2 separate regions of the Homo sapiens genome follow, and region 1 is linked to region 2. Evidence: read pairs that join two places in POLR2A ChIA-PET (ENCODE). Cell type or tissue: CD4-positive, alpha-beta T cell. All regions are shown on one strand. Region 1 has its middle 160 kb from the start of LINC02676. Region 2 has its middle 110 kb from the start of LINC02676.

Evidence for each region. Peaks named below come from ENCODE experiments on the same cell type or tissue, not always from the same donor. Only the 100,000 strongest peaks of a DNase experiment are listed, where the experiment ranks them.
Region 1: POLR2A ChIA-PET joins it to region 2 with 6 read pairs; 6 of 35 experiments call an interaction of 5 or more read pairs at or near these places.

What each region holds. Positions count from the first base shown.
Region 1 is chr10:9,059,567-9,062,066 of GRCh38, forward strand. No RefSeq gene overlaps it. Among named protein-coding and RNA genes, the nearest start is that of LINC02676, 160 kb to the left of the region's middle. In CD4-positive, alpha-beta T cell, no CTCF peak of the experiment used is centred here; no DNase peak of the experiment used is centred here.
Region 2 is chr10:9,009,142-9,011,641 of GRCh38, forward strand. No RefSeq gene overlaps it. Among named protein-coding and RNA genes, the nearest start is that of LINC02676, 110 kb to the left of the region's middle. In CD4-positive, alpha-beta T cell, no CTCF peak of the experiment used is centred here; a DNase peak (open chromatin) is centred at 1,160.

The DNA.
Region 1 (2,500 bases), 50 kb after region 2:
TTTCCAAATGACGAGTTGATGGGTGCAGCAAACCAACATGGAACATGTATACCTATGTAACAAACCTGCACGTTGTGCACATGTACACCAGAACTTAAAGTATAATAATAAAAAATAAAGTATTACAGAACATGGTCAATTATATTAAAAAGTAGATTAATTAATGTCCATATATACATTTTTTGGTGGAAATCAAACATAATGAAAACTATTTCACATAATTAATATTTTGTTTATTTTTTACTTATTAATTTATTGCAGAGATGGGAGTCTTGCTATGTTGCCCAGGCTAGTCTCAAACTCCTGGCCTCAAGTAATCCTCCCACCTCAATCCCCCAAAATGCTGGGATTTCAGGAACATGCCACTGCACTTTATTAGTGTTACCTGTCATAAAGTTAATTACTCATAATTTTATTTCAGTATATATATATATACACACACACACCATACACACCATAGTAGAATAAATTAATTATATTTTCTACAAAAATTATTTTCAATCTTTTTTGTTACAATGAGTATCATTTTCACATCTTATCTCAAAATGTCCTGAGAGGATACAGTGCCATGCAATTTGTTTTCTTTGCAAAAATCTGTTCATGTATCTAACAACTAAATTATTTTACAAAAAATCATTTACACTAAGATAATCACATAGTTAAATATATGAAAGTAAAATTTTCAGAAATGCACTGGCAATGTATTAATGATGTTTTGGTGGAAATGGTTCAGATAACTGAAACCTATTGATAAGATAGCTATGCCACATTTAAAGCAAAGAAACCCCAAAAACAGATGAAATATAAGTCAAAGGGCAAGCTCTGTTTTTCTTCCTATTGCTTTGTGTGGGGTCATTTAATCATGGTTCTAATCACTACAATCAAAAATGTACATGACATCACAAAAAGTCTGCATTAATCCTTCCAGACACAGTATCAGATAATGTGCTTAAAAGAAAAAAAAAAAAGCCCTGCCAGCTACTTCCTGTGGCAAACACGCACAGTGCTCTGCTTATCAAACAGCTCCTTTAACGAGAGAACACTCCTAGTTTTATTAAATCCCTTTTAGAGCATCATCTTTTATTGGACTTTGTCTTTTGTCAGTGGCTGTCACTAGTGAGCAAATCTCCAGAAGGTGAAGAGAATGATTAGGATGAGAATCTGACTTAGGGCAAAACTTTAGCTCTGAATGTAGAAGGGCTACTTTTGTGAATGTTATTTTCATTGAAAACGTAGCTATATATTTGTTTTATGTCTTAACTAAAAGCAAGGTTTTCTTTCCTAAAGCAATCCTTTATTTTAATTGTTAAGCCACAAGCTAGTTCTAGAATAAAGATTCTACTGATTATAATTATTCTAGATACTACATATTTCTCTGCATATCTCGGTTCGCATTTAACATATCCCAGTTGAAATTTCTTATCTTAATTTGATTATCAAAGTTATTGGTCACACCTATAGCCACAGAAAAGATAAGTGTTTTGGGGGAGCTTTACTGGACCACCTAGATGAATGAATGTGTTTCAACTTACAAGCTTGTCTTTTTGGGAGAATGAAAGAATGATGAGTTCTCAACATTTGAATTTGGAATATGCATGTGTTTTATTACGGTGTAGCAGGATGTGGCTGAATACCATCTTCTAGCCACACCCAGAAGGGCAATAGAACAAGTCCACTTTTGAATACTGTTCAATGTTACACTTAACAATACAAATCAAGTATTTCACTTTAAAAATTGATATAGAACAAGTATTTTTCATGTACAGAAAATTTCATGCAGGGGAAAACAACATTTTAGATAATAAGGTTGACAGACATTATTAACATAAAGGGATTCTCTGCTTTGCTGAAGGAACAACCTTGAAATTTCTAAAATCAGCGGTGATTTTTTCCCATTCAGTTATTGATATTGAAATGGATATTTAATCACAATGTTTTAGCACACATTTATGTTATAAAATGAAATATGTGTGCATAGTGTATTGAATTATAAGATCAGGACATTCTAGGACAGCATTACAACCTAGATATAAATTCTTCACTAGTATCTACTATTCTTAATTTTCCCTCAGTCTTGTCACTTTCCTGAAGGATAATCTTCTCTGTATTAATGTAATATTCTGTCCAATAGTACTTCAATTAGTAACTCTGAGGGCATTTTGATGGTGAGGGTAAGGATAAGCATTGAGATAAGGGCATGCCTTGCTAAAAGGAATTACTATAGAAAACTAACTGCAATTAAAAAACTTTGCAAGGCCACATTTGCAAGCCCTGGTATCCAAATAAAATCATATTACCTTAAGTGGAAAAGTAACTTAGAAATTATCTGTTCAACCAAGAAACAGAGAATACCCTGAGGGGGATTCATCTATTACTGTTTATTATATGGGCAGAATTCCATGAACTGCAACTGGAACAGGTAATGTTTGTAGAGAAGAGAAAATAACCAGTAGTCATTAAGCTCTTAGGGTTTAGAAATTAAACATTCCACACCATGATG
Region 2 (2,500 bases):
AAAAGCAAAGCTCACCTTAGGTTGAAGAAGGACATAAACAAAATATAGTGATGCATTCCCTGGGTTTTGGGGAAAATCTATCCGGATGAAGCTTGGTGATGCTGATGGCAGACTATTTAGTAAACTAACAAATTTTGTGAGACTCTATCTTGTAACTTTTTTTTTTTTTTTTTTTTTTTTTTTGAGGCAGAGTCTTGCTCCGTGTCCTAGGCTAGAGCGCAACAGCGCAATCTCGGCTAACTGCAACCTCTGCCTCCCGGGTTCAAGGATTCTCCTGCCTTAGCCTCCCAAGTAGCTGGGATTACAGGCGCCTGCCACTGCACCCAGCTAATTTTTGTATTTTTTAGTAGAGACGGGGTTTTGCCACGTAGGCCAGGCTGGTCCCAAACTCCTGACCTCAGATGATCCACTCGCCTCGGCCTCCCAAAGCTATGGGATTACAGGCGTGAGCCACCGCACCCAGTCAACTTTTTTCTTTCTGTCTTGAACGCTGTTCATGCTTTAAGACTTCCTGATGATTACTAAAGTGGCCTATGTTCCTTCATACGGTTGACTGTATGTTGAATACACCATTGAAAGAATGGCTGAGAAAAAAAAATCGAGTGAGTCAATAAGAAAAAATGTGAACTCCAAGATTATTCACTTTCTGGAGAATCCTTCTGTATCTCTTATTCTACTTCCTCAAGTAATATTAGCATATTTTTTGAACCAAGCAAGCAGGAATAAAACCTGTCGCTTCAAGTTTTCTGTTGCACAATTTATTTTGAAGGATGTCATTCTCTGATGTTATATCTAAATTTTGGAAAGAAATATTAAGAATGTGGATGTTCAAGAATCAGAATTTGAAAAAACAAAACAAGTCTTGTTTCCTTTTTAAAGTAATCTACTGCAGTTTTTTGTGTGTAATGGTATTGCTTTTGGAAGTATAATTCTTTTCATTTTAGACTGAAACAGTATTGTTTTGTACAAAATCAGAAAGCATATTCATTTTATTCTTTCATTATGCCTTGATGTACATATGAACATCTATCTAGCTGTCAGGTTTTTTTTTTTTAAGTCTGTTCTGTGCCCTGAAAGGGAAGTTAAAAAAAAAAAAAAAAGTTGTGGCATTTCACCACTCAACCTTCAAAGTGAGAGGTGAAAGACACACACACACACACACACACACACACAGTTTGCAGAGCAATCTCAACTGTGTTTCCACTTCCTGCTGTGCAGCAGTACCACCAAGAACCTTTGCCTTGGTTCTCAGCTTTATTTATTTTGCTTTAAATGATATATACAGGCTGGCTATTCAAAAACGGTTCCCCATCCCCCACCTTTGAAATCAGTGCTGTGTTGATATTGAAATTGAGGTACATCTCATCTTGGCAGTGCCTTGGTTAGTTTACCACTTAGAATCAACTCATCTTGTTCTACGCTTTTGCCAAGGGCAGTATCACACAACAGGTAGAAAATTAATAAATGTATATTGATAACTATACTTATCAGAATGCCTCTAGTGAATATTTAGAAAGCTTACTAGGCCTAAATCCAGGAGCTAAAAGGTGAAAATTGTATTTACTTTCAACATATGGACGGTTACTGTCCCAACAATGACAGTTTGTAGCTTAAAAAAATAGCGCCAAAATTCTAGGGTTATATTTTTCTAAAGTAAAGTCTTCAAGAAGTTTTAACATTTTATTAATTGAATTACCAGCAAGATGAAAGCATAGGAACCTTCCTTTCATCTGATATTCTAGGAATCTTTGAAATGTTTGTATTTTTGCTCAGTTTAATATTGTTTGAATAAATCTATGAATATTTTTATTAAAATAAAGATTAGCTCTGCAGAACAAATTCAGTGCAAAGTACTTCAAAACTTAAAAGATAATAGGGTAATTTTTATTTACAAGTAGCATGGTATATTGTGGGAAGGCGGATATGGCAAGCCCACACCGTTATAATTCCAAGTATGCCATTAAAATAGCCACAGGAGAGGTAGGATCAACATGTTCTGAATTGTCAAATGAATGAGAAATCCTGAGCCATAAGTGAAGTTTTCTCATTAGGTTATAGTATGTTTATAGATTTCAAGACTGTGATTTTATAGTAGCTATGAAAATATTTTCAGATAAATGAAATATATTAAAATAAGCTTAAACTCAAATAACTGAATTATGAATTATTATGGAAGGTATCTAGAGCATTCTTTTTTGTTGATTTTCTTTATTTTATTTTATTTTTTGAGACAGCTTTCTATTCTGTCACCCAGGCTGGAGTGCAGTGGCACAATCTCAGCTCACTGCAGCCTCCACCTGTTGGGCTAAATCCATCTTCCCACTTCAGCCTCCTGAGTAGCTGGGACCACAGGCACGCATCACCACTCCCGGCTAATTTTGTTTTTCATAGCACATTACATTACCGATTTCCCAGTTTATAAGTAACCAAGATGCTCAAACAAGCAAATATTTTCCTTGAGTATGACTTACTACAAAAAAGAGAAAGAACAGAGAAATTA